Linked DNA regions of Homo sapiens: regions 1, 3, 4 and 5 are each linked to region 2. A link is a loop called in an ENCODE intact Hi-C map of the cell type or tissue named here. Cell type or tissue: CD4-positive, alpha-beta T cell. All regions are shown on one strand.

What was found. Peaks named below come from ENCODE experiments on the same cell type or tissue, not always from the same donor. Only the 100,000 strongest peaks of a DNase experiment are listed, where the experiment ranks them.
Region 1: it touches region 2 in a loop (4-fold over the local background); 13 of 110 quality-filtered maps call a loop at or near these places.
Region 3: it touches region 2 in a loop (2.1-fold over the local background); 32 of 110 quality-filtered maps call a loop at or near these places.
Region 4: it touches region 2 in a loop (6-fold over the local background); 99 of 110 quality-filtered maps call a loop at or near these places.
Region 5: a loop joins it to region 2, with 3 times the contacts of the local background. A loop is called at or near these places in 10 of 110 quality-filtered maps.

What each region holds. Positions count from the first base shown.
Region 1 is chr3:113,033,596-113,038,595 of GRCh38, reverse strand. All of the region lies in intron 1 of NEPRO-AS1 (NEPRO antisense RNA 1), which reads right to left. Among named protein-coding and RNA genes, the nearest start is that of RMP64, 16 kb to the right of the region's middle. In CD4-positive, alpha-beta T cell, CTCF peaks have their summits at 2,834 and 3,035 (motif pointing left); a DNase peak (open chromatin) is centred at 3,025.
Region 2 is chr3:112,640,592-112,645,591 of GRCh38, reverse strand. CCDC80 (coiled-coil domain containing 80) reads left to right here and starts at 4,449. Exons shown (of 8, transcript NM_199511.3): 1 at 4,449-5,000. In CD4-positive, alpha-beta T cell, CTCF peaks have their summits at 2,307 and 2,515 (motif pointing left); a DNase peak (open chromatin) is centred at 2,491; H3K4me3 peaks cover 382 bases.
Region 3 is chr3:112,732,957-112,737,956 of GRCh38, reverse strand. It overlaps LINC02042 (long intergenic non-protein coding RNA 2042), which reads left to right. Exons shown (of 5, transcript NR_110017.1): 5 at 1,261-1,508. It overlaps MIR9900 (microRNA 9900), which reads right to left and starts at 868; the gene lies at 776-868. In CD4-positive, alpha-beta T cell, a CTCF peak has its summit at 3,004 (motif pointing left); DNase peaks (open chromatin) are centred at 846 and 3,046; H3K27ac peaks cover 1,401 bases.
Region 4 is chr3:112,976,429-112,981,428 of GRCh38, reverse strand. No RefSeq gene overlaps it. Among named protein-coding and RNA genes, the nearest start is that of CD200R1, 3.8 kb to the right of the region's middle. In CD4-positive, alpha-beta T cell, CTCF peaks have their summits at 1,770 and 1,975 (motif pointing right); a DNase peak (open chromatin) is centred at 2,008; H3K4me3 peaks cover 2 bases; H3K27ac peaks cover 1,754 bases.
Region 5 is chr3:113,055,307-113,060,306 of GRCh38, reverse strand. The region is part of intron 1 of NEPRO-AS1 (NEPRO antisense RNA 1); the gene reads right to left. LOLI1 (lncRNA oncogene in liver cancer 1) reads left to right here. Exons shown (of 3, transcript NR_189285.1): 2 at 1,240-1,361. Among named protein-coding and RNA genes, the nearest start is that of RMP64, 38 kb to the right of the region's middle. In CD4-positive, alpha-beta T cell, no CTCF peak of the experiment used is centred here; no DNase peak of the experiment used is centred here.

The DNA of each region.
Region 1 (5,000 bases), 390 kb before region 2:
CCAGACTTATAAGGAAGCCATCTGGGAGTCTCCTGATCCAGTCAAGCCACCCAGCCAATACCATGTGGAGGAGGGACAAGCCACCCCTGCAGAGCCCTGCCCACATTCCTGACCCACAGTACTGTAAGCATTTACATAGTTATTTTAAGTCACTAAGTTATTGATTTTTAGCCAGCAACAGATAACTGAAACATGGATATTGTAGGAGAGAAAAGGCAATATCTTTTCCTCACCCATTGCAAGGTTCATGACTGACACCCCGGAACAAAAGATGGATTAACAAAGGAAACATATAAAATTTAGATTTAACCAAAATTTTACATGACATGGAACCCTTCAAAAATGATGACCCAAAAACCGAGGGAAAACTGTATTTTTATGGTAAGTCCGATAAAAGAAGTGGATAGTTGTGGAGAAACATGACTAGACAAAGGAGAGTATGACCTAATGATAATAAACAGGGATTGTGGGGGAGAACTTAGCAAGGCCTGTTTGTTCAGATTCTTCTTTATGTCTTCCTTTATTTCCTCTAGATACAGAGCAGGACACCTGTGTTGTGATGTCTTATGGCCTACTTTCAGGGGAGGTAGGTCAGATAATTCTTTTATGGCTGGCTGTCTTGCAGAACGGTGGGAGAATATGAGAGAATGACCTTGCTTCTGTGGTTTTCTCAATTTCTAGGGTCCCACACTTTGAAGCCCAACAGTATTTATATGTGTTCACATTTTTGTTACTGTAAATGACAGTGATGAACATCCTTGTCCTGAATTTCCTGTCCATCAAGAGACTCTATATTGTTGAACTTGTCTAAATCTGGAAACTAAGTAAGAAGCCATGTCTCTCCAGTTTGGTGCTCAAATCAAGTTCCTGGTTCCTTTTGTATCGATGAAGTAATATTTTCATAGGCTGCGATATATTTAATTCCTACAGACACTGTGATCAATTAGCCTCCACTAAAGTTCCTTGCTAGTCAAAACAATCTGGTTACCATTTTGTTCCTATTGTCCATTATAGTAAATGCATCAACTGTCTCTTGTAATTAATCATTGCTCATTGGTCTTTACCATTCTGGGATCCCATTGAAATCAAGGGGCCAATTTCAATGATGGTATCTTCTATCATCACTCTGACCTACAGAAGACAGCCATTGCAGAACTTTGTAAAGAAACTGATAGCACCTCATTAATGTATTTCTCAAGGCCTTAGTGGAGGGTGTGACCTCTGAGCTCTCTCAGAAGACACAGTCGGGGTGGGGTGGATGTGCAGACCACAGATTATATATCCATTCCAACATTCCAATTTTCCTAAGTCTTTGGATCCCTCCTTTTACATTAATCCAGGGAAATTCTGGCATCTTAACCTCGTTGAATGTAGGTTATAGCTGGATTCAATTTTCAATCATCAAAGAAAACTGTTAGATACACTTCTCGCTGCAAGACTCTCTAGAAACTGATATGATGACTCATATTGATACATTTGGTTTAGTCCAGTGCTTGATATTCCATCCTCTATGGTCTAATAACGTTAAAATCCAACACTACTTCAGTTTCTGTCACTAAAAATTAGCAACATTTTGCAACTATTTTGAAATCTAAACTATTTCTTTCCATATTAGACTTTGTACTTGTCCCCCTGGAGCTAACTGAGATCTGATTTTAGTTATAGCTCTAGAAGTGATGAGAAGTGGTTTGGTGGGTCTTGAGGTTATCATAGGGTCTTCATACAAGTCTCCTCAGACACAGGAAGGCAGACTGCTCCAAGATTCTCAGCTTTTCCTGAGTTCAACTAATTCCGAGGCTCAGAGTCCTTCTTGCTGCCAATCAATGCTCTAACTTTCACAGATGAGATTTGTGAGTCTATGAATTCAGTTTAGGTTGTAATTCTGCAACCCACAGAACTGAATTTTGGGTCAAGGTCAGCTATGAAACTATAAGAAATAACTGATTATTTTAGGGCCAGCATAGACGCTCCCTGATTCTCTGTGACTTGAGCTGTGTTAAATACCTAAGTGTGTCACTTTCTGTAGGCTTTCCAGTGCACTCAGAAGCATCACTGCTACTGTAACAGTCGTGGAGTCAGTGGGCTTCAGAGGGCACTTCCTCACAGTCAGCTTCAGGTGACTAAGTATGATGCTGCAGCACACCAAGGATTTCTAATACCCAATTTCCCCATCACTACTGTGTTTAAAGCTAAGGACATGGCCAAACCAACCACAGAATTTCATTTAGAGGGGCCGTTTCCTGGGACCACTTCTGGTTCCAAATATCATATCAGTCAAAGTCCATTAGTAAAACAAAATAATACCATGTTATATATTTTACCAGAAAGAATTTTCTTTTTCGAGATGGAGTTTCACTCTTGTTGCCCAGGCTGGAGTGCAAGGGTGCAATCTCGGCTCACTGCAACCTCTGCCTCCCAGGTTCAAGGATTCTCCTGCCTCAGCCTCCCAAGTAGCTGGGATTACAAGCATGCGCCAACACGCCTGGCTAATTTTTTTGCATTTTTAGTAGAGAGGGGGTTTCACCATGTGGGTCAGGCTGGTCTCGAACTCCTGGCCTCAAGTGATCCACCCACTTCAGCCTCCCAAAGTGCTGGGATTACAGGTATGAGCCACCGCGCCCGGCCACCAGAAAGAATTTAAGGTAAATATAAGGAATTAGTTAAATGAATGTTTAAGAACTAAGATGAAAAGATGATACAACACTGAAGTAACACAGAGGTAACTGCTGAAAGCAGTTACAATCCCTGGAACTGGAGAAACCAGGCAAAGAAATTTGGGGTTATCAGAATTTAGATTTTTAGAGGAAGGGACTTACGGAATTGGGACCCAGACCTCTGAGGACAGAACACCATCCCGGTGCTGCTAGTACCTCTGAGGGTAGGTCTGGGCGTGTGTCAAAAAGATTCAGGGACTGGAACCAACTGCCATTACCTGGAGTGAAGACAGTGTTGGGCAACACTGCCAGGGACAATGGAGCAGAGAAGAATCTTCTCTCCTGCTCTTGCCTTCAACCTCCCTCTAGTGGCCCATATTGGTATATCTACCAGCTAGCCAAGTAGTTTGCAGAGTCCCAGTTCCAGCATCACAGAGCAAATATAGAAGCATGGGATTAGAGCTGAAAGGCCATAGGTGAATAAGCCAAAAGATATATCTCTGAATATATTGTGCATACACATATCATATCATGTGCATGCACACACACAAACATCTTGGTACACAGCATTCTAGCATTAAAAATAATTTTTTTCGCCGGGCGAGGTGGCTCACGCCTGTAATCCCAGCACTTTGGGAGGCTGAGGTTGGGGGATCACCTGAGGTCAGGAGTTCGCGACCAGACTGGCCAACATCGAGAAACCCTGTCTCTGCTAAAAACACAAAAATTAGCTGGCCACGGTGGGTGCCTATAATCCCAACTACTTGGAAGGCGGAGGCAGGATAATCACTTGTTCCCAGTGGAGGTTGCAGTGAGCCGAGACAGTGTCACTGCACTCCAGCCTGGGCGACAGAGTGAGACTCCACCTCAAAAAAAGTAAAATAAATAAAATAATTAAATAAATAAATAAAAATAATACATAATTTTTTCTCATTACAACAGCAATACTTCTTTTTTTAAAATATAAAAAAATAAGCTCATAGAAGAAAAAAAAATCTATCCTACTGCCAGAAAAATGACCATTGTTATAACCTTCATTTAGATCCTTCTAGACCTCTTCCTCAATGTGTGGCTATGTATTTTTTTCAAGGAATGACATACAGTTTTCTGAACTGCTTAAAAAAATCTTAATGTATCATTAATAATTGCTCACATTAATACATATTTATTTACAGCAGCAAGTTTCAAACTGTTCTAGGAAATGTCTTGGGCAAGTACCTCAGGAAATGGCCCCTCAAAATTGCCTTAATGGGAGGGCCTTGCATTCCCCCATACATACTTAACCACTGCAATCTTGCTTTTATATATTTGTTTTACATAGTAGGTTTCTATATAAGATTTTGTGGGGAATAAAAAATTCCACTGCCAAAATATTAGAAAGTAATCGAATTATTGTGAGGATACAATGTCACTTTCCTTTTTTATGATTACAACAAAGGATAACTTTGCACCTAGATTTTTCGTGCAAAGCCCTAGTGACACCAGACACCATGCTTTTTACTCTTTGTCTATTTGATAGAAGCTAAAAATTATTTTAATTTGTATTTCATGAATTACTAATGAGATGGCCAAGGTTTTACATTTAATGGTCATTTTTGTCTGTGACAGCCTTTTTTTTTTTTTTTTTTTGCAGTCTAGAGATTTGTTTACAGTAGGGCCCTAAAACCTTACTTCTAATGTACATAGCCTGTGCTTTTCCCATGTGCCCTGATTCAAGGAAGCTCGGATTTCAACATCCATTGCTCATCCAGAACACCATCTCCCTGCCCTCCTCCACTCTTGGTAATGATCTCAAATCCTCCTCCATTGAGAACACAGAAGCTGTCCATCACTCCTTCCGAAATAGATCTATATCTATACTATCTTTATTTTTCTTCCTGGCTCAGATAATAAAAGGTTTTGATATTTAAGTCAACTGCTTTACTTCAGCACTTGATTCCATCCCTGCTTGTCTCTTCTGGTTCCTAGGATGGTGTCTGGCAAAAAACTGACGCTCAGAAACTTTGTTGAATGAGTAATGGGTCTTTCTCCATCAATTCTCTCCTATTTTTTTATATCCAGCTTCTTTCACACTTTGAATTCTTCCCTTTAGCCTATATATATGTTTGATCAAGTCATTTTCCATCTGTGATGGTCAGCTTTATGTGTCAACTTGGCTAGGCTGTAGCACCCAGTTATTCAATCAAATATTAGCTTAGGTGTTGCTGTGAAGGTATTCTGTAGAAGTGATTAATGTCTACAGCCAGTTGATTTTATGTAAAGGGGATTATTCTGGGTAATGTGGGTGAGCCTGATCCAATCAGTTGAAAGGCCTAAAGAATAGAACTTAGGTTTTCCTGAAGATGT
Region 2 (5,000 bases):
GGATCAAGAGGGCCAGGCGTGGTGGCTCATGCCTGTAATCCCAGCACTTTGGGAGGTGGAGGTGGGCAGATCACGAGGTCAGTAGATCGAGACCATCCTGGCTAACATGGTGAAACCCCGTCTCTACTAAAAATACAAAAAAAAATTAGCTGGGTGTGGTGGCGGGCGCCTGTAGTCCCAGCTACTCGGGAGGCTGAGGCAGGAGAATGGTGTGAACCCGGGAGCAGAGGTTGCAGTGAGCCGAGATCATACCACTGCACTCCAGCCTGGGGGACAGAGCGAGGCTCTGTCTCAAAAAAAAAGAGTAAAGAAAAAGCACCCAGGCTTATGCTTACAGCTTGTCTGCTGGGGATCCTGAACGATACACTGTGGGGGCCACATCCGTGACTAGCAATGACCCTTACTGGAACTATCAACAGGACCAGGTTGATCTAAGAAAAATCATATGGTGACTTGTTTGGTGGAGGGAATGAAACAATATACCACTAAGCCCGCGAACTGTAATAAAATAAGATAAATAAGAAAAGGATGAAAACTCAGCTTTGTTTCAGGGGCACCTTTGTGGAGGACCTAAGAACATATACTAACATTGATCTCAGTACTGACGCTGGCCAAATTTTTCTACAGACACACTTTATTAGCCAGTCAGCACCTGACATAAGAAGAACATTACAGAAATTGGCTTTGGAACTCTACACACCTATTAATGAAATGTTTGGTGTGGCTTTTGGGGTATTCAATAATAGGGACAGAGCTAAAATGGCTGAAATGACCCAGAATGGCAAAAAATGGGATAGACAGCCAGCCCAAATGATTAGCAGTCACTGTAAACAGTGCCCTGCAACCTCAGGGTCACCCAGGAAGACGCTTCACCGCAGACCAAACAGGCTCAACAGCAAACCTGCAGGCAACGGTTGCTGCTCCAAGTGTGAGAAGTCAGGACACTGGAGAAAGGACTGTCCCAGCCAAGGGAGCCCACCCAGACCCTGTCCTCACTGCAAGCAGGAGGGCCATTGGAAAAGGAATTGCTCTCAGCTCTGAAGGGAGAGGAGGCCACCCAGTGCCGTAATGGCCATAACTGAGACTGAAGGGGCTTGAGGTCCCTGGCAGCTCCCATAAAAGGCATGGTCAACACAATTGAGGAGACTCTTGACGTGGCAGATTAGAATATCCTTGAATTCATTCTTTTGACAGTGTCAAGAGCCTGGACACTGGCTGGGGTCAAGGTCCCACTGGCACCTGGGAAACCCCCAGCTCACTGGTATCACCTGGGCTGCAGCAGCACCCTGCATTAATAGTCATCTTTGGCTTTCTCTCTGACCTGGCAACTTATTTATTTAGTCTGTCCTACACTGAAAATACTGAGAAAGAGAAGAATTCTTTTTTCATTCTGAAGGACACAAATGCAGCCTAAGACTGAACATTTGATTGAGTTCTGCAAATGGGAAGGAAAAACACATAGCCTCCTCAGTGTGAGTATTGTCTGTGCTTCTGCCACAAAGGTGTGATAAAATGGCTCAGCTAATTTTCTTGCTGGGGATACTGATGATCACAGAGCAGGAGAGGTGGTTTCCCTCCAAAACCACACTGAACAGCATGCTGTTATCCCCTCCTTTTCTTTTTATTCTTGTTTCTTCTTAAGCAAATGCTTTTTTATTTTAGCAATAGAATTCAGTTCAGTAACATCTCTGAGTGTTACTTTGTGCAAGAGAACCAACGGCATGTGACAGAAACCCTGGTTTCTCTAGCGTGCCTGTCACAGCGTGTTACCCTGAGCCTTGGTCCCAGGTTGCTGAAGTCTTGGATTAGTGTGGGTCTGACCAGTTAGCACACTCCTTTTTGGATGCCTTCTTACATTCACTCCAGCTTTCATCAAATAACTATCCCCACCCTAGTTTCTCTAAAGCAGTTCTAGTTTGTACATTCTTTCCTTTCCTCCCCACAAATTACTACAAAACAAATGTCAGGTAGTTTCCTATCAATTAATTCCCAAATTAGCATTTCTAAAGTCTACTTTAACATTTTCTTCCTTTCACCTTTTTCTGACTCAACATCAATGTCTTCCTTTCAGATATCACCAACCCCCACCACCCTCCCCCAACCCCTAGCACTAATTGGTTAATTGTTTCTTCAGTTGCAGAAAAATAGAAAGATCTAAATGGAGGACTTACAAAATATGGAGCTCTTAAATAACGGACTTGAAATTGAGAATTATTACAAGCCATTAATCATTATAGATCTCCCCGGAAATGAATGAATGAGAATTTATCATTGCTCTTATTAGGTACGTGCCTCCAATACTTCTTCAGGAGGATTTTCTGAAGCCCCAGGTAAGCGTTTAGGCATTGAGATGAAAACAAGCATGAGAAGCCCCACTTTGCCAGTGTGTGTGTATGTATCTGTGTGTGAGAAGAGACTGGGGGAAGGAGTTGGGTGTGGGGTGGGGACTAACGGCGGCGGTGGAGTGTTAGGTCCTCTCTGGTGTGTGTGTTTAGTGCGCCATCTGGTGACTGAAGCTCACAGAGGGAAGAAAGCCTGAGGTCCTAGGAAGACAGGCACAACCCAGGGTTGGGGTGGCTCCTCATGGTCAATTCGGGGTTGCTAAAGTGGCTGTATTTCAGCTTTACCAGCGCACAGGTGACAAATGTTGTGCACATCATGGAGAGGTTTGTGTAAGTCATGACTTATTCAAGAAAAATAATAAAGGGCTTTAAGGACCTATTGAGAAAAGCAAAAAGTACAGTTACACAATTATCCCAGACAGTAGGACTCTAAAAGTGTAAGTACTCTGGTTGAACAAATAAATGAAACTCTTCTACGAATGTGGGAAATGCAAAAAGGAATTGAAGGAAGGGAAAAAACTGAAGGTATGAGTAGAAAATTAAAGAGAGAGGCAGGATAGCATCACGCTTTGTAGGCTGTTCTAAACCTGGGTTCAAATTTCAGAGCTACTGCTTACCTTTTGTGGGACAATAGGCAATTTATTTAAACTCACCAAGCCTCAGTTTGCTCATCTATAAAATGAGGATCATTCTGTTTACTTTCTAAGGATACTGTGAGGGTTAAATAAAAGAATTCACAAAAATACTAAGCCCAAAGCTTCACATGTAAATGCTCAATAAATGGTAGTTGTTATAAGCAGAGAGAAGAGAAGAGGAAATGAAAAGCCAGAAGGGAGAAAGCTCAGTAAGGATAGTGTAGGACGCCTTAGAAAATTATGAGAAAGGAAGTAACATCTAGGACCCTCCAACTTAGCACAAGGCTAGGTTGATCAACCCAACAGGTGAATACCACGAAGGCTGCAATCTATGACTCCAGTGGACAGAGGGTCTCTGCCTGAAGCCCACTTTTGTTATTATCCTTACAAGTGTCTGAGAGAATGCCACAGCAGGGCTGGCCATCCTTCTTGGTACCCCTGGGACTTCAAGGTGTGGCCGGGCAACTCTATAGTTAACCTCTATACAGGACTTTCTCAGTTCCATGCTCGTAGCTTATGTGAAAAAAGTCAAATGTGACCAGGGCAAGATGGGGCTGATCAAGGCATAACAACTAGGGATGAAGTTTGATCCAGTGAGGGACGCTATTAGCATGACTGAGCTGGCAAGGAGGTTTCTGAGAACCCTGGCTTGTCACTGTTGGTGGCAGTTAATAGTGACATGGAGAGTCAGCTCGCCCAGCATGGCCGGAAGAAATATCCACGTAACCTGAGACCCCTTCCTTCTCCATTGAATCCTTATGGCAGACTCAGGAGGTGGAATCCCAAAGCTGCCTCACTCTCTCTTTCAGAACCTGATAAGTCTACTTCTATGGATTGCCTAAAGCCCTTCAGACATCTAAAGTCTCTGCAGAGGAAAATATTGCACTACACACACACACACAAACACACACACTCGGGACCTCCAAGGGAGCCCTTAGTCTACCATCTGCAGCCAGAGCTTTGAAGCTAGAGATCATAATGCCTGTTCCCTGATGTAACAGTCAACTGCAATCTCGACTTGCAGCCATTGCCTGCATTTCTAACCTTTTACCAGCTTCCTTCCATGCCGAGGAGAAACTAGGACCAAGAACACAGTAATATGATCCCCAATTAGCATAAAATAAAAACAACCTAGTCATGTTTTCCATGGGCTTTTCCAACCTCAAACTAAAAGCACAAAGCAGGGAGAAAGATATAAGAATATACACATGGGACTATAAATACATATATACTGTCTGTGTCAGCACAGCCAAGCACCCTGACCCAAATGAGTATCTGTCTCTAAGAAAAGAATGTAGCCTGATGCAGAAATCTGAGAATTTTCTCCTTCCAAAGTACAGTGTAAGAACAGACTGGAAGAGAAGTTACCCCGATGACTTGGTTTGGAAGGGGTTAAGGCACCAGTCATCCTCTTCTAAAGTGATTTATGATGATGTGTGGAGTTTAAAAACTTTACCCCACCCCAAAGAACAGCCTTCTCACTCCTCACTGAGTCCACTCTGAACGTGCTAAAATGGGAAGGAGGCGGTGTTTTGCTGATCTGTTAAATTCTTAGTGAAGTTTCCTTGATTTCCAGTGGCTGCTGTTGTTTGAGTTTGGTTTGGAGCAAAACTGAGGTAGTCCTAACATTTCTGGGACTGAATCCAGGCAAGAGAAAGAAGAAAAAGAAGAAGAAAAAGAGGAGGAAAAAGGTAGGGAGAAATAAAGGGAGGAGAGAAGCACAGTGAAAGAAAAAAAAAGTCCCTTTTCGACATCACATTCCTGTGTTTTCCCTCAGCCTGGAAAACATATTAATCCCAGTGCTTTTACGCCCGGAAACAAAGAGACTAAGCCAGACTATGGGGGAAAGGGAGATAAGAAGGATCCTGGAACTTTAAAGAGGGAAAGAGTGAGATTCAGAAATCGCCAGGACTGGACTTTAAGGGACGTCCTGTGTCAGCACAAGGGACTGGCACACACAGACACACGAGACCGAGGAGAAACTGCAGACAAATGGAGATACAAAGACTTAGAAGGACAGCTC
Region 3 (5,000 bases), 92 kb before region 2:
GAACCTACAAATATGAACCAAAAATCAGCCCCCAAAAAAAGAGAATGGGAGAAGAAAAAAGGTTCTTCACACTCTATATCAGGTTCCCTAGTCTAGAGAAATATAAAGGGGAAATTTTGTCCAAAAGCAGTCATTTCATGATTTATGTAATAGAGATGCTCCAACCAAGGACACCATAAAACCAATTTGTGTAAAGCAGGTTTTATGTATATCCATCAGAAAACTCCTCTAAATGCTTCAACTAAAATTGAGAGGTAGTTGAAGGATTTTGCTTTCTCCTCTATAGAGTGAGAGGTTATATTAATATTCCTTCTAATATTTTGTGCTTTTGCATTGGAAGCTAACTCAGTGCCTGGGTATTAGAACAAACCAGCAGAATTTCTCTGGTAGGAACTTTCTGCCCAGAGACCTCTGTTCTATTGCTTTTCCCTTGCTGTTACTCACAACCGCGTGTAACAATCTCATACCTTAGTTCTCTTCTTTTTTCCTGATATTTAGAATGCCTAGTAGAGCCGCAAATGGCATGTCATATTTTGTCAGGAGATGGCATTGACTAATGTGTGCAGAAAACACCCCTGAGTTAGATACTTTGAGTCATGTACGATGACCAGTTCAGTATTTAACACTTGACAAAGCTCAAAGCTGTTTACATGAAATGTATATTTTTGGCTTCTGGTAGTCTATGCTGCTATTACGGAAGGTTATAGTTAGCAGGTTTAAGAAATATTTTTTTGGGCTTTCTAGAATGAATAATTTGAATGGTACCAGCAGCAATTCTTTGTGAGCTGAAGGCTTGATGCAGTCTCTTAGGACCTGTCCTTTTAGAAGTAAGAGCGGGTTCTTAGAGGCCACATCCTGCCTTTCAGATAGAGATATCAGCTTCTACCAGGAATAGTTCCTTTCATACTACACTTAAGTAGGCAGTGAGAATAATCAGCACGATTGAAACTACCTTTGCAAAATTATGACTGAGACAGCGAAAGAGATCTAACTTAACTGACTCCATCTTGCTTCTAACCTCCATGCTGTCTTTTTCATTCCTGGGCGTAGGACGAACTAACTTTGAGAGAAATTTAGTTTATAGTTTAAAAAAAAAGATGGTAACAGCCCTTTCCCAAAGCAGACCTCCTTCTTGCCTGGGGACTAGACCAATATTAGCCAGAAGGTTAGAAATTACGGTTTAGGAGTCATGCAGCTGGAGGCTATAAGAATCTGACTCCCTAAACTGCTCCTAAGATCAGTGCTTGAGATACTTTGCAGACCCTGCACTTGATGGATCAGCTGGCACCACCCAAATCAATAAACCGGCTCATCTGATCTTGTGGCACCCACCCAAGAACTGACTCAGCACAAGGAGACAGCTTCGACTCCCTGTGATTTCATCCCTGTCAACCAGCACTCCTGGCTCACTGGCTTCCCCCCACCCAACCAAGTTATCCTTAAAAACTCTGCTCCCTGAATGCTCAGGGAGTTTGATTTGAATAATAATAAAACTCCAGTCTCCTGCACAGCCGGCTCTATAAATTACTCTTTCTCTATTGCAATTCCCCTGTCTTGATGAATCGGCTCTGTCTAGGCACCGGGCAAGGTGAACCCCTTGGGTGGTTACACTAGCATTGGTTTTTGTTTGCCACTGCAGCATTAATTATGTGTTTTTTATGGCAATAGAAATTTTTTTTTACTGCCTTTCCTCAATGTTACATGAAGACATATTTCACAAGTAGGCCAAGTACAAAGTAGGAATAGAAGCTAGAATGGAATCATAGACCAGATTCTTACATAGATCACATCAGCCAGGCTGAGGCTCCATCTGTGTGCATGGCACGGCACAGCTGCGTTGGTTGCTTATAGCTAGCATCTGTTCTGATTGGTTGGTGCCTGTGGCTTTTCAGTTGCTCAGAGTTTTGAATACCAACCCTGGGTACACAGTTATCTCTGAAAGCTAAAATGGTGAAATATAACACATAATGAATGCAATGAGCCAGCTCTAGACACAACCAAGAGAATTCCCGTAACTGGGAACCTGAGAAAGTATAAAAGCACTTAATTGAAGGTGTAAATGAGAGAAAGCAGGTTTGAAATGCAACCAAAACAAAGCCCACACATAGACAACTGTATTTATAAGTTGTTTCTAAATGGGAATGGAACGGTGTTTTTCCGGGAATCTAGGGAACAGTCTCTCTACGGCGACTTTTCTCATGTGAGAAAACAGACATTTAGCAGAAAACCAGAAAATGTTCATTGGCTTCGGTGAACTTTTATTCCAAGTTTCAATGAGGGACCCTGTGCAGAGGCTTGGGACACGGAGACCTCCCTCTGCTGCCTTTAAGGAAGGTCATTAAAAAAAAAAAAATTCCGTTTTTTTTTTTTTTTTAAAGACGGAGTCTCGTTCTGTCGCCAGGCTGGAGTGCAGTGGCCTGATCTCGGCTCACTGCAACCTACGCCTCCCAGGTTCAAGAGACTCTCCTGCCCCAGCCTCCTGAGTACCTGGGACCACAGGCGCCCGCCACCACGCACAGCTAATTTTTGTATTTTTAGTAGAGATGGGGTTTGAGCATGCTGGCCAGGATGGCCCCGATCTCTTGACCTCGTGATCCGCCCGCCCCAGCCTCCCAAAGTGCTGGGATTATAGGCGTGAGCCACCGCCCTTCTAACTTTTCTATTGTACCACACTGATGGCAAGGAAGGGCGGTAGGAAAGCCTGCCAAGGAAAGGGAGGACCGGCCTGCATATTCTTAAGCGCTGTGGGACACTGTTCTGTAGACGTTGCCCATCCCATTGCTCTCTCAGGGAGGGATGAGCCACGGCCAGGAGCAGCTCCTGGTCATCTACTGTACCACGTGTGCAGAGGGAAGACACACTCCCAGAGAAGAAAATGCTGGGAAAAAGAGACCACAGCCTTTGTATGGTGGCTCAATGTAAGTACTTCTTGACATGTCCAGTTGTACAGCTCCTCTTTGGGGTTGGAGCGCTTTGCTTTCCAGGGTGTAGATTGGGGTCTGGGGAAGTGGTGAAGTGGAGTGAAACTGGAGGCCTGGAGCTCCCCCTAGAGGCCAAATGTATTTTACCCTGACTCAAGAAAACCTGGAGCTGGAAGCTTGGCTCATCAAACCTAAAGTAAGAGTAAGAATCAGCAGTATTGTCGGCACTACCCCGGGAAGGGAGAGATACTAAACCTAGTGAACAGTGCAGGTCCGGAATCCTTTATGTGAAGTTCTAAAACTCAAAAAACTTTGAAAATGGAAACTCTTTTGAGACCTATTTGGCAACAACGTTTACCTGCAATATGAGGACATAGTCTTTATTATCTTAATGTGAGTATTTTTATCTTTTATGACAGATATATTAATTAATGTGTTTAATCATGAGAGGCTGCCCATATTCCTAGTAGGAACGTTAAAAGGTAGAGTACCCACTAGGGGTGTTTTAATGTACAGTATATGAACTGTTTACTTCTCTCAAATCTTAAAAATTCAGAAATCTGAACTACATCTGGCCCCAATCAGCCAAAGGACTATAGGCCTGGGTATTATAATGCTCACTACTGTGTGGGCCTCAATCACAGCTCAACCTGTGCCATGTGACTTTCAACAAGTGACTCACTGGCTAGAAGGCTCAGCTTCTTCTTTAGTAAGATGGAAATATCACTAGTTTAGATATTAAATGAGTTTATGCACCGTGTTCAGCCCAGGACCTGGCAAATAGTAAACATCTAAGAGTGTTAGTGATTATTATCATACTTTGTTATTATTACTTGATCTGAGAGAGTGCATACCTCACTTTACTCTGATTCACAGTCACCAAAGAGTCATTTGACTACCAGCCACCAGGCCCACTATTACCAGGAAGGTGGAATCTTGAAAGACGAACATGAGCTTTTGGGCCACTGATGATCCATTATAAATCAATAATTTGATATTCTAGATCCTATCTCAATCTCTTGAATATCTAGAAAAATCAAATCAAACAAAAATCAGAGATACTCTTGGTTCTGAGACACACCTATACACCTAAAACCTTACTGGTTGCAAGCAGGCTTAAGTTACAGACAGCCAGACAGCCAAGAGCATTTTGAAGGTGGGAAAACTAAGGCAAAGAAATAGAATGATTTTTTTTGACATGAGCACAATAATTGTATGTGGGTCTTGGCTAATGGTTTGTGATTAGTTTACAATGATCCAAGAATCTAGAATAAGATTTTCTTTTCTTTTCTTGTCTTGTCTTGTCTTTTCTTGACATGCAGCCTCACTCTGTTCCCCAGGCTGGAATGCATTGGCACTATCTCGGCTCACTGCAACCTCTGCCTCTTGGGTTCAAGTGATGCTCCTGCTTCAGCATCCCTGAGTAGCTGGGACTACAGGCATGTGCCACCACTCCCAGCTAAATTTTGTATTTTTAGTAGAGACAGGGTTTTGCCGTGTTGGCCAGGCTGGTCTCAAACTCCTGACCTCAGGTGATCTGCCTGCCTTGGCCTCCCAGAGTGCTGGGATTACAGGTGTGAGCCACTGCACTTGGCCTAGAATAAAATTTTCTAAAATGTTGTACATAAAATACTAGTGCTGCAAGAGGTTCTTTGAATAAAAAATTTCCCCAAATTATTTAAAAATGAAACCCTTCTTTCAGGGAATATTTATTAACACCCACAGAATTTGGGTTAGATAGAGTGTACCTGGGGAAATACTGTTTTAGAGAGTATCAACTTCTGTATATAATTCAGGTAGATAATTCTTGGCTATTGGGTAATTTCAAGGGTGTCAAAATTTAATTTTTAAAAAATAAAATAATCACTCTCATCTGAATGTAAAATGAATACATATCAAATATTTTATTTAATACATTAATTAATGAAGGAATCAGTAAGATGTTAAAACTGATTCAAAGAGAATCTGAAGAATAGACACATATAGGCACTCAGCAATACAGAAACAAATTTACCAATTGATGCAGAACTATTTAATGTTTATAGGACAATAAAATGTAACATTTGAAATGATCTTTCC
Region 4 (5,000 bases), 340 kb before region 2:
AATACCTGGCACATGAGGAGACCAAACATCACAGAAAGAACCAATAGAGATTTACCCACCATTACTTCAAATATTGGAATGATCAGACAGAGACTTTAAAATATTATTTTTATGTTTCAGGAGACAAAGGACTAAAAGTTTTGGTGGAAAACTAAAGTTACAAAAATGTTAGCAGATTCGAAAAAATCAAATAGCATCTGAGAACAGAAAAAAAAACAACACAGTAACCCAAAACTAAGAGGCTGAACTGAAATTTGAACCCAGAAGTTCAACTTAGGAGCCATAACCTTAACAGCTCCTCTCAAAATTAGATAAAAAATTGTGACATTCTTAAACTCCAACTGTAACTAATTAGAGTTTAGCCAACTTAAACTATTTTTCAGTTATTCACTGAAAACATTACATTATCTTATAAAAGATAGACAGGATGGTCAAATTTGGGGACAAAATAAGCCATTGATAAAATAAAACTGTGATGGATCAACAGAACATTTATCATTTCTTTGAGAAAGGCCCAATAAAATTTGAATAAAATTTCAGGCAAATATAAGCTTCTATGACTGACATAATTTTCATGATTCATATTCTTTTGTTAGAAAGTTATATAGAACTAATTTGCTTATCAATTAATATTGTCTGAGACATTTAAGGTAAACCCACTTGGCTCAGTCTAGACTATTTCTTTTTAAAATGTTCTGCTCTTCTTGACTTTAATATTAGGGTGTTCTGGAGATCAGATGATACTTGTCTCTCTTCAGCATGCTTTGCCTTGATGTTAGTTTTTAGCCAAGGTATATGATTGGGCTTTTCCTTTAAAAAATTTATTTCCATATCTTCTGGATTTCTCAGTTGACACTTACAGATGAAAATTACCTGACTGCCTCAGGGAGAAAATATCTTAATGCAGAGCTACTTCAAGGTTATATTTTTGACAAGATTTTCCATTAATTTGGTTTCTTGGGAATGAAAGACAATTGGCTGAGTGGAATATCATTGCATTTGAGACTAGATTTAGAGTGGATTATTTTCCAACATTTATTCAATTGGCAGACAAACACTGTGGGGTACCATCAACCCCCTTCATTGAAGGACTTTGTTGCTCCAGTGTTGACAGTGTTTTCCACAGTTCAGGGATTGGCCTCTTCATGGATTTCCTTACCCAAGGTCATGGTCTTTCCCGTGGCTATAACAAATGACTCATAGATGCAGAAGTGTAAAGATCTGCCCATTTCAGGACAACAGAGGACAACTCTAAGGGGCAGTTTCAGCTCTATAGCTCCCCATAGGGCTAGCTGATTCTGGTGTGGGCCTACCATATAGTGTGATTCCCTATACCCACATCAGTTTCTGTTCCTTCTTATCCCCAAGTGATGATCTGAGGTTACTCCTTAATATAATAACAATTCTTCACATTAAACTCCGTCTTGGAGTTTGCATTCCAGGGTACCCAAAGGTGGCAATCTTTGCAAATTTTCATGCAATGAGATAGGGAATCTATCTTCTATCCATCCATCCATCCATCCATCCATCCATCCATCCATCCATCCATTTATCCATTTCTTTACACTGCTGCTTTTAAAACAATTTTTAAATTTTATAGAGATGGGCTCTCACTATGTTGCCCAGGCTCGTCTCAAACTCCTGAGCTCAAGTGATCCTCCTGCCTCAGCTTCCCAAAATGTTGGGATTACAGGCATGAGCCACCATGCCTGGCAGCACTGTTGTTTTATTAAACCATCCTGGCAACTCAAAAGATTCATTTTTGTTTTTTTCAGCAACATTTCTTCAAGGTATAATATCTGTACTATCCATCAGGTAGTCATTTGTTATGTTGCAGCAGTTTCCAAAAGATGTAAATTAAATGTATAACATTTAGGCATGTTAGCATACTTTGTGATCAAAATCTTAATGTGAAGCTATTTTTGAATTTGCTAGATAAATTTACAAAAATCTTAGCATTGATTTCACCAAATTATCTCCAGGGGGCAGCAGAGAGTAATCTTAATGCAAATAGATGATTAGAAACAGCACAGGGTTTGCTTATTTATTTAAACAAAACAGACCAATTTTGAGCAGGTAAGGAAGAAAGAGTGAATTAGTACATAAATAGAGTCAGTAGGGGTTAGGAACCTGGGAGATGTATTGGAGACAAAACAGAGTTACCACCTTCAAAAAAGTAGATAGTAAAGCAGAGACTAATTAGCCACATAGTTTAAGAAGTAGACTTTGGAGTGAGATTTCTTGGGCTTGAATCCTGTTTCTATCACTTATCAGCTGTGTGGCTTTTGACAATTTACATAACCTCTCTGCTTTGAGTTTCCTCAATGGTAAGTGGTATTTACTATATAGGATTGTTGAGATAATTAAATTAGGTAATATTTATAAACTGCTTAGAACAAGATCAGGGTGTTAAGCTTAGGGCTTGACAAATACTTGCTATGGATCTGACCAGTGAGATTTACAGTTGATATTTAGCTAAATATAAAATGTGATTACTAATTTCTCTACTCTGATTTTGCTTATTTTGATACTGCACACATTTGATTTTCAAACATCTATTTCTCAATTTTCCTTTTTGTATAATCTGTAAAATTATAATAAAAAATAATCATTAATTCCAATATGATATATTTTTTCTAACTTTTTAAGAAGACTTTTTATACATTGACGTAGATCAACCATATATTAGGAGTAAAAATTTTCAAGAAAAATCAATATAATAGTAGGTATAAAAATAGAAGTATGCATTTTTTGAGGCTCTTTTAAGTTACTGTTTAGTCTATTTAATGATTGTCCATGGAGGAAGATACAGGATTTCAGATGAGTCTTGAGAGCATGGGTCAATGAAGGTTACAGAGAGGTAAATTGGAAAATAGAAAATGGAATATGCCCAGGAAAGCAGTCTTTTTATGCAACTGTATGTTGAATTATAGCATTTCTGTGGTAATTCATTAGATTCAGATCTGTAGTTATTGTACAAGGGAGCAGAGAGGAAGTAAAGACAAGAGTGGAGTGCTGTAGAGTTTGAGTCCCTTGAAATTCTTTAGACTATTCGGTATTGTTCTTTTTACCTCTGTGAAATTGGCATGTTACCACTTGGCTAGCAGTAGGACAGAGTAGATTGAGGGAATTAGGACTAAGTGTTTCGCTAGCATATTTGTGTGAGCGTGTGTGTGTGTGTTATGTTTGTGTGTGCACACATGCAAGTGTATAGAAGGGTAAGTCAGGCCAGATATCTAAGCCAGAGAGTTCACCAAAAGTAACAGTGACAAGGCAAGTAGTTATTGGCCCATTTTGCAAGAATGCACATCCAGAAAATTCAGCTATGGTAGGAAGGGCAGGCAGGTGCTGAAGTTCTCGGCAGTCAAGACTCAAATATAAGAGGTGAATGAGTCGGCAATGGTACTGGGGAGCAAAGGGTCCCGGGAACGAGAAGTCAGGAATAAAAGTCCATAGAATCTTTGCAGTAAGTATTCAAGAGCCATGCAAATCTTCTACATAATGGGGAGGAATCCCAAGAGGAAGGCTGCAACACTTCATCTTAAATGGTTTCAGTGTGGCTAAGTCTGAATCTGACATTGGAGAGAAAGATATACACCTGATTGGAAGAAGTTTACTTCAACAACATTTATAGTTATTACATCAATTTTCAGTTTATTGCAATTGATAAATTGAGTAAACCAGCCATGCTGGTTTGGGGGCATTATGGCCTAAAGTAGTTCTAATTTACTAAAGTTTCTCTGTCTTTTTGTTTTGGCTACAACATTAACTGGCATTACATTGTCCTGTTTGTTTCTCTTATGCTATGATTCTTAACTGGTATTATTGAAGGAGAATTGGAAAACTGGTAGAGTAAAAGGTTTGGGTTTCTGGTTTGAATGACACCTGTTTCTTGATCCTTTTTCACTCTTTTGCTTTGCTTCCTGGGTCCTGTGCCCAAGGGCCGCAACCAGGGAGAATTTGGGGCCTTTAGATTTTTTAGAGAGGTGTATTTACCAGACACATCTTTCTCTTATTATACTGACTTTCATGGCATGTCTTTAGTGGATGATTATGTTAACAAACTTTTAGTCCCTTTATTGTTTTAAACATTCATGGTCCATAAAAGGTAGAAGGTGGGAGTTGAGAGGTTACAGGCATGTGATTTGGGGGTGGAGAGGATGAGGGACCAGGGAGAGAAACTGTCATCCTGCCAAATCTATTTAGTGAATTTTATGGTTTTTGATACCCATCACTTGATTCTTAAACTGCTGATTGCAGATTGTGGTCTGACCTCAGGTGAGTGCATTGGAGTGTGTCTATGAAAGTTGTTGCCTGAAATTTCAAAGTAGAGGAGTTGAGTGAAAAGAACACAGGGCTACGAAATATAACACATTTTATTCCCAGCCGTGCCAATAAGTTGTTTTGAGGCCACAGGCCATTTAGCCCTTCTGTGGTTTAGTTTTGGCTATGTCATTGAGCAGATATTAAAATAAATGATCTCCAAGAATTTTTGATGACATGAGAAAAAGCTAATGTCAATATAATATAAACAGATACAGACTTGAGTAAGAAACTTTCCCAGTATCACTGGACTAGTAATTGCACAACAGAGACTTAACCCTATGTCTATCTGTATCCTAAGCGAGTGTGAATTTTAACTTTAACTTCTCTCTGCTCACTGCAACCTCTGCCTCCTGGGTTCAAGCGATTCTCATGCCTCAGCCTCCCAAGTAGCTGGGACTACAGATGAGTGCCATCACACCTGGCTAATTTTTTTTTTTTTTTTTAAGTAGAGATGGAGTTTGGAGTTTTGTCATGTTGCCCAGGCTGGTCTCGAACTCCTGAGCTCAGGCAATCTGCCCGCCTCGGCCTCCCAGTGTCCTAAGATTACAGACATGAGCCACTACTCCCGGCCAACTTTCACTTCTATGTAGTGGAAAACCAGAATATTATCTGTATTTTAAATGATGTATTCTCACTAATTTTCCGACACCTGGTGAAACATTAGACAGAAGAGA
Region 5 (5,000 bases), 410 kb before region 2:
TGGTCATCGCTGCTGGAAAAAAATCCTCCATTCATTTTTCTTTTGCATCCTTGCTTTGGTCTACTTAAAATGGAAAGACCTGAGAAAAGGGTATAATTGGTTGCTCTTGACTCCTAGGCCCACCTCCTGGCTGTATTAGCATTTCAATTTCCAGTCCCATCAAGACTGTGTAGAATAGAGAAAAAATATCCCAAGAAGGGAAGGGAGGTGAAGGCTGGGCAATACTCACCCCCATTGTCTGGTAGAGTTTCTAGAATGAGTCAAAATCCATAGAGCCATGGGGGAATAATCCAATAAATGAAATAGTAACTTCTAATATTCCCCCCCTTGCTTGTTGTCATTTGGATTAAGCACACACAAGACACTGTGGACCCATTCTACCTCCTCAGAGTTTCCGAGTACCCCTCCTTGGTTGTCATATTATTGATAAATGAAAAAAATCTATGACCCTATACTATTCATTTTTATATGGATGGCTTAAGGATCCTTCAAGATCACAGTAGCATTCATTCGCATATCAAGTAATTATTGAGCACCTGCTATCTGCTAGGCCTTTTTCAGGTACCCGAGATGCATCAGTGAACAAAAGAAGTCAAATTCCCTGCTCTCATCTTGCTTCCATGTTAGGTGGGGCTTATGCGTGTCCGTCCTATCTCACTAACCTGAAAACGAAAATTGTTCTTACTGTTCCTACAGGCAAAACCTTACCACAATTCCAGGAAACCAAGAGAGGCTTTTTTTTTTTTTTTTTTTTTTTTTAGATGGAGTCTCACTCTGTTGCCCAGGCTGGAGTGTAGTGGCATGATCTTGGCTCACTGCAACCTCTGCCTCCCGGGTTCAAGTGATTCTTCTGCCTCAGCCTCCTGATTAGCTGGGACTACAGGTGTGCACCACCATGCCTTGCTAATTTTTGTATTTTTAGTACAGACGGAGTTTCACCATATTGGCCAGGCTGGTCTTGAACTTCTGACCTCATGATCTGCCTGCCTCAGCCTCCCAAAGTGCTGGGATTACAGGCATGAGCCACCACGTCTGGCCAAAAGAGGCTCTTTTAAGACACAGTCAAGTTTCCTTGGTCATCTGTATGTGCCACACTTCTGTCCTTTGGGCTGGGGCAGACACATGTGGTTTCAAAACAACCCAATGCATCTCAGCCCTGGCTCTCCACTAAGCAGAGCCACCAACTCCTGTGTGTCTGAGGCAAATCCATGTCTTCTTTTTTATTTTTTTTCATTTCAGATGGAGTCTAGCTCTGTCCCCCAGGCTGGAATGCAGTGGTGTGATCTCGGTTCACTGCAACCTCTGCCTCCAAGGTTCAAGTGATTCTCCTGCCTCAGCCTCCCAAGTAGCTGGGATTACAGGTGCGCCCCACTACGCCCAGTGAATTTTTGTATTTCAGTAGAGATGGGGTTTCACCATATTGGCCAAGCTGGTCTTGAACTCCTGACCTCAAGTGATCCACCTGCCTCAGCCTCCTAAAGTGCTGGAATTACAGGTGTGAGCCACCACGCCTGGCTGCAAATCCATGTTTTGTAGGCTGACAGAGTATTACGTCCTCTTTTGGAGCGTCCAAATATGTGGGCATGGAAGAGATGAGTACAAACTCTTACAAATGCTTGGTTATTTGTCTTAATGACCTGAGGATAGCTCTAAGAGGCCCTTCTGAAGGGGATTAATGTGGTATCGATTTAGTAGATGTGGAATATCTATGCCTTGGGCCAAATGCTCGTCCCTCTGTGGGCCAGGTTTGGTGGGAGCTGAGCCCTGGCCTTAAGCCTGACCTCTCTCTCACTGCCCTGGCAATGACCACCCCCTTATCCTGGCTGAGCTGGCACACCCAGCATAGGAAATGCATGTTGGTGAGGTTTGGGCAGGAGAGAGAGGTGTTTGGTGAGACACCCAGCTAAAGGTTTCCTTTACCACAGAGTAGACATTGCGGTTTTGCTGGAATCACATTCAGGTTTATGTGCCTTTGGTTTCATGAAAAGTCCAGGGCCATTTGCCCAGGAGTGAAATGACTTGACCCAGCTCAGCCACAAGTGATATTTTGGCTGGAGATAAGCTCCTGCAGCAAAGGGGAAACACTCTGTGGGGCCTGGGTTATACTGTTGCTCTGACGTGAATGAGCTTGTGACTGAAGATGGCCAGTGCTACTGTCCTAGCTTCAGTTTCTTCATCTGCAAGATGGGTGGGGGTGGAACGGATGACCTCTCAAAGTCCTTCCAGCTCCAACATTCTGATTCTATGCAGTACTGTCTCCATCGTTTGTGGGGCCCAGTGCAAGATGAAAATGCCTGTGCAAAATGAGAATTTCAAGACGGTAGCAGCAGAACATTAAACCAAGCACCAGACCCTCCTACACATGGGGTCCATATGCCTTCACAGGTAGTGTGCCCATAAAGCTGTCCTTGATTCTATGCATCCCCATGGCGCCTGTTTCTAATTACACTTGATGGAGTATCGTGTAATAGAGTGGACAGATATGGGTTTTCCAGTTAGAAAGACTTGGTCTTTAATCTAGGCCTTGTGTACCAGTCCAATCCTAGGTTCCTTCCCTATCTGTTCCTTGTCTCAGTTTCTTCATATGTAAAACAGGGATAATCACACCCATCTAGCAGGAAGGTTGTGAAAAATAAAGACAGACACGCAGAATACACAGTAGGGGTTCAGTAAATAGACTCACCAGTATTGCAAAGTATCACATATTCACATTAAACTGATTTCCACCTGAAACAGCATTTCATGGAGCCATGGCTTTTTAAGGCAAAGCTATGCTAGAGAGATAGCCAGATTCAAAACAGACTTTCTTTTTTCCAAAAAAAAGTCACGAGGGGCTTTTTACAGTAACTGCATCTGTGGCTCTCTGCTTTCTGGACCACACACTCTACGATTTAGGAAGTCATTCCGTTCCCAACTGAAAATTATCTCTTGGGCTTGGTCCCTTTCTTCTCTCAGTTCCCCATCCTCCCACTCTTTTTTTCTGCTATTCAGAACTGCATATGGGTTTTGAGAAACCTATTTGCATTTCAAATTCATTTCATGGCTATGATTGTTCTCATTTGCTTTGACTTCACATGTAGCCATATGTGCAGTTTTTCACTCATCTTGTGCAGCCAGAAAAGAGGACCAGACTTCCTTGGGACTCTCCCTCCTCTCATTAATGAATGATGCTATAAGCAAAAGTCAGCTTCCACCAGTGGGGAAAATATTATTCATTCTTGTGTTCATCTCTCCATTCATTCACTTGCGCTTTACCCTTTGAGCACTTAATATGTGTTAGCCATGTTCCCAGACACTGGGAATTTAGAGATAAATTATGATCTTTATCCAATTAGAAACTCAAGAACTAGTGAGAGAGACAAATGAGAGAACATAAAATGTCAAATACAACAAGGTAAATATTTTTAGAACGGTTGTGGAGTTGCAGGGAGACAGGATGACTCCCATGAGTTTTGTTTCCACCTGGGTGAGCCGGAGAAGGGAACATTTGAGCTGAGTGTTGAAGGATGCAAAGGAATTTTCTAGAAAAAGATACCTCCATCTGAAAGGAATCCTGGGACCTCACTGCTGCTTTTCAATCCTTTAAATATCTTGTCAATTCCCTGAGACATTTATCATGTGTGTGGAACTCCAGCTTCACAAACCCCATGGCCTTGGCTCACCATCTACCCTCTTGCTCCAGTAGAGTGAAAATGTCTAGAGGTGGGTCCTTTCACTCTCTTCATTGCCTTAGTTATGTGATTCCTCACTCCTAACCTGTTCTTTCCTTCTCTCTCAGGGGTAGATACCCTTATTCCTTCCAAAGGCAGCCCTTCCTCAGGGAGGCCAATCCCAGCACACCTGCAAGACTTTGCTTATTCAGTTTTCTCTCTTAGTGCTTCAAAATCTACTTTCCAGTTCCTTACCCTCCTTCAACAAGCAAGGTTCAGTCTTGCACAACCTGAAAACAAACAAAACTTTTTTAAACTCTGCAATTCCCTCAAGATATTCGGGTACCTATCACCTTCCTTTTACTAACATACTTGTTGAGGAAATTGGTTTCTTCACTCTCAGCTGTTACATTCTCACCGCTCCTTCAAGCCTGATCTAACAGCTTTTAGCCCCTGCTCCCCACTGAGTCTCATCTCCCAAAAGTCAGCAGATATCCAATCCACAAGTCTACTGGCACATCTCCAGCCCTCATACTCACCAACTTCTGCATCCTTTCAATTCTTGAAATGTTCACGTTATTGAAACCTCGTTCCCTCCTGGCTTTTGTAGCACTGTTCCTCAGCTACTCCCTTCCCCACCAGTCCGTCTTCCCTTCTCTTTTCACAGACCCTACCCCTCAGTCATCCCCTAATGATCCTTGGCCTCAGCTAGATGACTGGCTCCCAAACCCTGTCTCCAGGTCCTTCGGCTTCTCTGAGCCTCACTCTCACATTTCCAATTATTTCTGTGATATTTTCCTTGAGGTAGCTCACTGGCTTCTCAAATGCTGACTTTCTTTCTTTCTCCCCCAAGCCTTTATATTTTGATGACCCCAGCACCCACTCAGGATTGGAATGATATTATTCATTCCTCACTCCTCTCTTCCCCTTGCCCCATTTCCAATTAGGCACCCAATCCCATTTCTGTTACTCCAAAATGGTCTTTGCCATCTTTGTTATTATGGTTTCACCTTGCCCTTGAACCACCATGGGTGTCTGATGGTGCATCTTCATTATTTCCCAGCCCAGATGAGTTCATCTTTCTAAAGTTTGACTCTGCTGCTGTCAAAATCCATTCTCTTTCTGAATTTACCCACACTTTTGTCTGGATATTAACTCAGTGTTTTCAAGACAATCTCTGATTTTTCTCTTCAATGTAACAAATTCTTACTCAATACTTAGTATGAGTATGTGCAAGTCACTGTATGAGGAGCTGCAGAAGTAGAAAGAGGAAGAAGTCTTTGCCTTCAAGGAGTACAATCTAACTTTAAGAGGAGACCATTGGGGATAAGACAGAAAGTTAGGAGAGTT